Linked DNA regions of Homo sapiens: region 2 is linked to region 1. The links are chromatin contacts, found by Hi-C or POLR2A ChIA-PET in ENCODE. All regions are on one chromosome and are shown on one strand. The core of a region is the stretch at or near the end of the contact, and the rest is flanking DNA. Distances in the headings are between cores, read along the strand shown. Region 1 overlaps GGNBP2 (gametogenetin binding protein 2). Region 2 holds the start of TADA2A (transcriptional adaptor 2A).

Evidence for each region. Hi-C counts contacts between places; a loop is a spot of excess contacts on that map. ChIA-PET counts read pairs that join two places held with the same protein, here RNA polymerase II (POLR2A). Pooled maps may share reads with other maps.
Region 2: a loop to region 1 is called in a map with no recorded cell type, with 4 times the contacts of the local background. The contact joins the promoter of TADA2A here to the enhancer-like site in region 1. A Hi-C loop is called at or near these places in 1 of 168 maps with a recorded cell type or tissue (gastrocnemius medialis), 4 of 37 single-sample maps with no recorded cell type and 9 of 50 pooled maps. POLR2A ChIA-PET finds 5 or more read pairs at or near these places in 6 of 52 experiments (Caco-2, HCT116, MCF 10A and 3 more).

What each region holds. Positions count from the first base shown.
Region 1 is chr17:36,547,507-36,552,101 of GRCh38, forward strand. The region is part of intron 2 of GGNBP2 (gametogenetin binding protein 2); the gene reads left to right. Among named protein-coding and RNA genes, the nearest start is that of GGNBP2, 4.9 kb to the left of the region's middle. Within about 2 kb of position 3,150, at least 2 of the 41 ENCODE cell types and tissues checked have a DNase peak (open chromatin) inside an H3K27ac peak, as active enhancers do; they include OCI-LY7, where a contact is called at or near this core.
Region 2 is chr17:37,404,737-37,409,243 of GRCh38, forward strand. It overlaps TADA2A (transcriptional adaptor 2A), which reads left to right and starts at 2,150. Exons shown (of 16, transcript NM_001166105.3): 1 at 2,150-2,213. It overlaps ACACA (acetyl-CoA carboxylase alpha), which reads right to left and starts at 2,100. Exons shown (of 56, transcript NM_198834.3): 1 at 1,526-2,100. The coding sequence starts at 1,563. RefSeq lists an enhancer at 3,282-3,966.

The DNA of each region.
Region 1 (4,595 bases), core at 1,900-4,399:
GTGAATGCAGCACATTAATACATCTGTCATATAGCACTTTAAAATGGCCAACTTTTTAAGTGCTTTTATACTGTATTCTCTCCACAATGATGTGACTTTCCAAAATTTTCCACTGAAAAAGATGTAACCTTGCAATGTGGTTTAGTATGGAACTTACTTTGCACTGTATCTGGCGGTTGAATTTTGCTTTTATTGTACTGTGGACTTGTGACTAAGGCAAATAAAACTTAAGCTCACTTAATTTAAATATCTCAAAATAACATTTAGGAAAAGGTGCAGTTTTTCTTTGCTTCAGAATGGGTTTTTATCACAAAGGAATGAGTGAGACATTTATTTGTGCTGGGACTTCTGCACAGTCATTGAATGCTGTGAGTGAATGTTAGTGAAAATTCTTGTCAAGGGAAACAAGTTTCTTTCAGGATATTCTACCAAATACTACTGAAAGGGAGAATGCAGAGCAAAACACCTGTTGGGAGAGAAGGGGAAAAGGGAAGAGGGAAGGAAGATGCCCCTATCAGAGTTTTATGCTCTGCATTGTTCCTTTGATAGATGGCAGTGGATGCCTGAAGTTAACCTTAGGTTTTGTCTTTGTCCCTAGGGTCTGTAGGTAATGCACTGAGGAAACATTGTTTGAACTTATTTCAAATAGTAGTCTTAGGATTTTGATAGTAGCTAAATGTTGCAATATAGTTACAATGTTTACAGGCAGTTGCAGACTTTATCATTTTAGTTGGGATGCTGAAACTTTACCCTTAGTTAAACTGGCAGTTGTAATTTGGACTTGTAAAATGAAATTAACAAACTTGTATGTAAAGAAGTAGCCTTAGGCTGGGTTTGGTGGCTCACGCTTGTAATCCCAGCACTTTGGGAGGCTGAGGCAGGTGGATTACTGGAGGTCAGGAATTCAAGACCAGCCTGGCCAACATGGCAAAACCCCGTCTCTACTAAAAATACAAAAATTAGCCAGACATAGTGGTGGGTGCCTGTAATCCCAGCTACTCAGGAGGCTGAGGCAGGAGAATCCTATGAACCCGGGAGGTGGAGGTTGCGGTGAGCCGAGATCGCACCACTGCACTCCAGCCTGGGCAACAAGAGCAAGACTCTGTCTCAAAAAAAAAAAAAAAAAAAAAAAAAAAAAAAAAAAAAGTAGCCTTAGGCCCGGTGCTGTGGCTCATGCCTGTAATCCTAGCACTTTGGGAGGCCGAGGCTGGCAGATTGCCTGAGCTCAGGAGTTTGAGACCAGCCTGGGCAATGTGGTAAAAACCTGTCTCTACTGAAATACAAAAAAATCAGTGGGTGTGGTAGAGTGTGCCTGTAGACCCAGCTACTGATGAGACTGAGGCAAGAGAATTGATTGAACCCCCAGAGGCGGAGGTTGCAGTGAGCCAAGATTGCGCCACTGCACTCCAGCCTGGGAGACAAAGTGAAACTCCGTTTCAAAAAAAAAAATAGCCTCTTCTTTTATGTGATATGTTGTGTCCATGTTTAGAAGATTCCCATGGTAGTTCAGTGAGTTTGAACACCTGAGTATAGGATAGGGCTGATGTAGGTGTACTTGAGAAAATTCCAAATAAGTTGGTGGAATGGTGAAATATTTAAGAAAGTTTTATACTCTGGCTAAAATGTTGTTCAGTGTTACTACAATTATAAAATAACAGATAGAATACATATTTGATTTTAGAGAAATCTGAAGAATTAAAGTTTTTTTTTTTTTGAGACACAGTCTCGCTCTGTCGCCCAGGCTGGAGTACAGTGGCCTGATCTTGGCTCACTGCAACCTCTGCCTCTCAGGCTCAAGTGATTCTCCTGCCTCAGCCTCCTGAGTAGCTGGGATTACAAGTGCGTGTCACCACGCCCAGCTAATTTTTTTGTATTTTTAGAAGAGATGGGGGTTTCCCTATGTTGGCCAGGCTGGTCTTGAACTCCTGACCTCAGGTCATCTGTCCGCCTCGGCCTCCCAAAGTGCTGGGATTACAGGTGTGAGCCACCACACCCGGCCAAAATATATATTCCTTCTAAAATCTTGAAAAATAACTACAAAACAAATTACCCTTAGTCATGCTTCTCAGGGATAAGCACATTTGGTGTAATTTCAGTCCTAGACACACAGATACAGTTAATATATTCTGTAACTTTTTGTCCTTATTTATTTCACTAAATGTAATTTTGAAAACATTTTTTCTTGTCATTCTTAAACATTTTTAATGGCTGTGTAATATTCCGTTGTATGACATTCTGTAATTATTTTTCCACTGTTGGACATGGAGGTTGTTCTAGTTTTTGCTATGAATAAACTGTAAGAACATAAATAATGCAAAAATCTTTGCATTAAAATGTTTTCTCAGGCTTTTGGAAGTGGAATTACTGGTTGGATCAAAGGATAAGAACCTTTTGTAAAGTTCCAGGTACATATTGTCAGATTGCTATGATATTTCTTTTTTTTTTTTTCGAGATGGAGTCTCACTGTGTCACCTAGGCTGGAGTGCAGTGGTGTGATCTTGGCTCACTGCAACCTCCGCCTTCCAGGTTCAGGTGATTCTTGGGCCTCAACCTCCTGAGTAGCTGGGATTACAGGCGCCCGCCACCATGCCCGGCTAGTTTTTGTATTTTTAGTAGAGACGAGGCGTCACCATTTTGGCCAGGCTGGTCTCGAACTCCTGACCTCAAGTGATCTGCCTGCCTCGGCCTCCCAAAGTGGTGGGATTACAGGCGTGAGCCAATGCGCCCGGCCAGATTGTTACATTTCTGCATTGCAGTTTACTCTCCTAATTTAAACCAATCTAAATAGACTACTCTGATAAGAGTTTGGGGTTTTGTTTTTTTTTTCTTTTTGTTCTTGTTTGCATGTACAGCATTAATCTGGTAAGAGTTCTTAATGTCTTACACTTTAAAAAAATGATAAATGGTGGCATATCCACTTGGGAATTAGATGTTTTGTAATTGTTAAAAGTTAGCATTTAATGTTTTCTTTCAACTTTTAACAGTTAATTTTACTGAGGGTGATAGATGTTACAAATAGCTGTGTGGAGTAAAACCAAAATGACAGTGATTTTAATAAATGCAAACTTAGTATATTGTTGGTTAGAACTTGTGAGAATGCGCTAAAAACAGGTTTTTTTTGTGGTCAGGAGAAACCAGAACAGATACTTAAGAGTGAAAGTGGGTAATTGATTCAATAAACTTTATAAAGCAGTAATTGCAGCACAATGACTTGTTCTATTTGTTGCTAGCTATGGGTAGGGAACCTCTTCATGAAGCTGAATGCTAATGATGCCTCTATAAAACCACACCTGAAATACTTTACAGGACTGTCTTCCTTTAGGTAACCTAGAATCTCAAGATTAAGTTAAGGAAGTGGTTTTAAAGAATGAAGAACAAATTGTGCTACTAGCCTCTTTGCCTTCCCCTTTTTATTTTCATCTCTTAAAACACTGAACAGCATATAGTGATTGGCCAGAAAACAGTAAGGTAAAAAGCCATTGTCCTAAGTGTTTGAAAGGCGAGGACAGAGTATTTAGTTTGAGTGCATTGTCTCCAGCCAGAGTAGTGAGTAAATACAAGAGAAAATTTAGTAGTATGCAAGCTGATGAAACCAGGAAAGATAGAAATAGATTAGATCTTAGTATTTTTGCTACTAATTAGGTGAAAATGAAATGATTGGAAACAAGTTTTGTTTTTAAAAATAACCGTGTTCTTTATTGACTTTTTTTTTTTTTTGAGACCGAGTTTTGCTCTTGTCGCTCAAGCTGGCGTGCAATGGCACGATCTTGGCTCACCACAACCTCCGCCTTCTGGGTTCAAGTGATTCTCCTGTCTCAGCCTCCCAAGTAGCTAGGATTACAGGCATGTGCCACTATGGCTAATTTTTTGTATTTTTAGTACAGACAGGGTTTCTCCATGTTGGTCAGGCTGGTCTTGAACTCACGACCTCAGGTGATCCACCCGCCTGGGCCTCCCAAAGTGCTGGGATTACGGGCGTGAGCCACCGGCTTCTTTATTGACTTCTTAGAAAGAATTCCTAAATCAGGTATTATCCATATAATTAAAATATTTTAGGCTGGGCGCGGTGGCTCATGCCTGTAATCCCAGCACTTTTGGAGGCCTCGGAGAGTGGATCACCTGAGGTCAGGAGTTCAGGACCAGCCTGGCCAACATGGTGAAATCCTGTCTCTACTAAAAATACAAAAATTAGCTGGGCATGGTGGTACGCCTGTAATCCCAGCTACTTGGGAGAATTGCTTGAACCTGGGAGGCAGAGGCTGCAGTGAGTCGAGATTGAGCTACTGCACTCCAGCCTAGGCAACAGAGTTGAGACCCTGTCTCAAAAAAAAAATTTTACAAATCAGCTCGCAGGTCTCAGTATTATTAGATGTGTTCTTTGATCTCCGTTTCAATTTTTAAAACAGTTGATCAGAATATAAATACATACTGAGTCAGAATTTAGGATTTTGCCTAAGAACCAGACTGGAGAGATTTTGATTTGGTTAAATAAGGAATATTCTTTGTTTCTTAAATTGATAGCTTTGATCTTTAAACAGTATAGATAATTGTCATTTTTTATTACGGCTATTGGTATGTGGTGAAATGGTGTATAT
Region 2 (4,507 bases), core at 900-3,399, 860 kb after region 1:
GCTAATTTTTTTTGTATTTTTAGTAGAGATGAGGTTTCACCATGTTGACCAGGCTGGTCTCGAACTTCTAACCTCAAGTGATCCGCCTGCCTCGGCCTCCCAAAGTGATGGGATTACAGGTGTGAGCCACCGCTCCCAGCCCACAGTGATCCTTTTACAGCAAAGCTACTCCTTTGCTCTCAACCCTTCGTCATATTCTGTCACTTCCCAATAAAATCCAAACCTTACCAGATGATACATGATCTGCCTTGATTTCCATCTAATTTCTCTCATTTGCTGTGCTCCAGCCACACTGGTCTTGCCCTTTCTCCATGCCAAACAAATCCCCATTTCAGGGTCACTGCACTTGCTGCTTCTCTTCTAGGATAGTTTCCCTCTAGAAATCCATGTTGCTCCTTCTCTCATTAAATGATCAGATATTTATGTGCCTCCTTAGCTAAGAGGCCTTCCTTATCTACCCTAACTAAGAGAATCCCCATATCACTCTTATCCTTTTATCCTGATTTATTTTTCCATAAAACTTGCCACATTACTGGGCATTATCTATCATTTAGTAATGTGTATATTGCTTATTGACAGTCTTCCCTACTATAATATGAGCTCCATGAGGCAGAGACTTTGTTTTGTTCACTGCTGAATTCCCAGCACCTACAACAAGCCTACTCACTAAACATTTGTTGAATTAATCTTCAGGATACATCAAATGTAAAATATCCTATCATATATTTATTGATGTGATGCATAGGAAAATGTCTGGAAGGGTACATACCAAAATGTTAATTATTTATTTAACCTGGTGGGAGGTGGTTTTTCTTTCCTTTTCTTTTCTTTTTGAGACAGAGTTTCGCTCTCGTTGCCCAGGCTGGAGTGGAATGGCAAGATCTTGGCTCATTGTAACCTCTGCCCCCAGGGTTCAAGCGATTCTACTGCCTCAGCCTCCGGAGTAGCTGGGATTACAGGTGCCTGCCACCACACCCGCGTAATTTTTTGTATTTTTAGTAGAGACGGGATTTCACCATGTTGGTCAGGCTGGTCTAGAACTCCAGACCCTGTGATCCGCCCGCCTCGGCCTGCCAAAGTGCTGGAATTACAGGCGTGAGCCACCGCGCCCGGCAGGGCTTTTTTTTTTTTTTTTTTTTGGAATGAACTTGTATTATGCATATACCAAAAAAGAATGAAAGGGTTCACACAGGCATAAAGTGTAAGTGAATTCTAAAAAAAGGTTGGGCAAATTTATCAAAGGCAGACTTCTAAATAGATGTAACAGTTATATAGTTCAGATAAACCATGGTTTGAATTCCCTTCCCCAGTACTTCCTAGCAGTGTGATCCCAAGTTATTTATGTCAGTGCCTAGATTTCTTCACCTGGAAAATAGGGATAACAACAGGTGCCTACCTCACAAGTTTTAAATGAGACCGTATGTGTAACCTGCTTTGTGCAATGTCTGGCATGCAATAAGTACTCGACAAATGGTAGCTATTAGAATCATCATTAACAGCAGTAATAAGAGATCTTGGGACATACCTAGCCCTCAAGATTGACATCAGAGTAGACCACCACATCCTCTCATCATTGCGCCTCAATTTGGGCCTCTGAAGCCCAAAGAGGGGATGGTTCTTTCCAAAGAAGACAATTTCGACGTTCCAGGAGCATCTGATTGAAACGCACCCTCTTCACCCCTTAAAATCAGTCTGGTTCATCCACGAGCAGCCCTTCGGGGCCCGGACTGGAGAGGCGCCACGGCTCGCCGTCCCTGGGCCCAGTTCCCTCAGCCTCAATTTCCCTTGCTGCAACAGGGGTGGAGATGGGAACGTTATCCCCAAACCCAGGCAGTCCCGGCTCGGCCCGCCTCACCGCACTCCGGAGGGGACCAAACAGCCCCACGCGCCAGGAAGCCTCAGGCAACGGGCCACGCGCCACACGGGCAAAGTGATTACTGGTCGGATCAAAAGTCAGGCAAGCGGCTCAGCCCCATCCTCCCAGTCCTCGGGCACGGGGACAGCAGCAGGCGCGCGGCGGGGACCGGGAAAAGGCCAAGAGGGCGGTGGCGGGCGCTCAGCACCCGGCGGGGGCCTCCACGGCCGAGGGGCGGAGGCGGCGGGCGCGCGGCACGCGGCGCGCTCGCCACTGCGCCGCCCGGGGGCGCGCACGCAAAGCCCGGAGGCGCGCGCGACCGGCGGCTCTTTGGCGCGGATTAGGGGGTCTCGGCGAGGTGAGGCGCCAGGCAGCGCTGGGCGGGCGGGCGGGCGGGTGGCGGAGCGCGAGCCCCTCTAGCGGGACTAGGGAGAAGCGGGGGCCACGAGGTGCGGCGGGGGAGGAGTCGCGGGCTGCGGGCCCCGGCGGCGGGCTTGACGCGGCAGGCTGGCGGGCCGGCGGGCGGGCAGCGGCGGGCCTCGCCGCTCTGTGGGGGAGGGCGGTGTGGGGCCGGGCCTGACCCCGGGGGCCCGCCCCGCGTCTGGGCGGTGCCCCAGTGCCCCGGCCTCGCCATTTCCCGCTCAGCCCTGGAGCGCGTAGCTCTACCAAGAATGGCCACTGTGCCAGATGCCCCTGACCAGCGTTGCCCATTTGAATTTCCTAGCAGGCCCCCCAAAGTAGGTATTTCAGTACCCTGTTAGAGCTGAGGCGCAGGTAAAATGACTGGCCCAGGCCGGTCCCACCCCGTAAGGATTTGAACGTTGGCTCCACAACTCGGGAGCCTGCGCCTTTCCTCCTCCCAACGTGGACTCCTGCCCGGCGAAGTGCCTCACTTCCTTCTCCCGGTAACTGATTCGAATTTGGCGATTGTTAGTTTGGAGCTAGCGCCAGTGTTTCCACGGAAGTTGGTGTCAGAATGTGGTCTCTTGTGAAAGGGGGAGAAAGAAGATTCTGCAGACTGCAATATTGTGCTTTTTTGCCTTTTTTTTTTTTTCTCCTAGGCTGTACTGCAGTGCAGTGGCACGATCGCGGCTCACTGCAATCTCCGCCTCCCAGGCTCAAGCGATTCTCGTGCCTGAGGCGTGGGCCACCACGCCCAGCTAATATTTGTATTTTCAGCAGAGGTGGGGTTTCACCATGTTGGCCAGGCTGGTCTCGAACTCCTGACCTCAAGTGATCCTTCCGCCTCGGCCTCCCAAAGTGCTGGGATTACAGGCGTGAGCCACCACGCCCGGCCCTACTATTTTTTTATTTTTTGAGATGGCGTTTCTTTCGCCCAGGCTGGAGTGCAATGGCGCCATCTCAACACACTGCAACTTCTGCCTCCCAGGTTCAAGCGATTCTCCTGCCTCAGCCTCCCGAGTACCTGGGATTACAGGCGCCCGCCACCACACCTGGCTATTTTTTGTATTTTTAGTAGAGATGGGGTTTCGCTGTGTTGGCCAGGTTGATCTCGAACTCCTGACCTCAGGTTATCTGCCCACCTGGGACTCCCAAAGTGCTGAGATTACAGGCGTGAGCCACCGCACCCGGCCTCCTACTGTGCTTTTTCGAGTGTTGATCAGTCCCTATTGACTGTGCATCCTTTACTGGACGTCTGTTTTTGTTTTTGTTTTTTGAGAGGGAGTTTCACACTTGTTGCTCAGGCCAGAGTGCAACAGCGCGTTCTCAGCCCACCGCAACCTCCACCTCCCGGGTTCAAGCAGTTCTCTTGCCTCAGCCTCCCAAGTAGCTGGATTACAGGCATACGCCACCACGCCCAGCTAATTTTGTATTTTTAGTAGAGACAGGGTTTCTACATGTTGGTCAGGCTGATCTCGAACTGCCGACTTCAGGTGATCTGCCTGCCTCGGCCTGCTAAAGTGCTGGGATTACAGGCGTGAGCCACTGCGTCCAGCCTTGACATCTGTATTTGAAATGACACAGCTATCCCTTGTAAGACACTGCGCAAGTAACATACTCTTTCAGAGCTTGCTTGCTTTTGAAAAAGCAGCTTGCCCCAAAAGTGTGGGAGTGAGGATTCAAAGAATCCCCACACCTTGGTACCCACGGGTACCTAGCAAATTGAAAAAGTTCAGTAAATTTGGCAGTTATTTGATTGCTGCGTTCGTAATACACCCTTGCTAGACTCATTTTTCTTCAGAGCTCAACTTTTCCTGAGAGGACAGCAAAGGGAGACCTACCCCACCCCAAAAAGGGAAAGTTCTTTGATGGCAGCGTTAGCAGAAATGTTGCCCACACTTAGTGATGAATTATTCTCCAAGCTAAAAATTACCAGGGTGAAAAAAATCACTTCAGAAAAGCTAAAGATAAATTAACCTTTTGTAGAATTAACATTTATTAGTCCACTACTATGTGTTTATTGTATTCCTCCTGTATGCTTGGCATTTTAAAAGCATACAGATAGGTATCCGATATAGTCTCTGCTTTCACTTATTTATTATTTATTTTTGAGACAGGATCTTGCACTGTCGCCCAGGCTGGAGTGCAGTGGCACAATCTCGGCTCACTGCAACCTCCACCTGCCTGGTTCAAGCAACTCTCATGCCTCAGCCTCCCGAGTAGCTGGGATTATAGGCGCCCGCCACCACG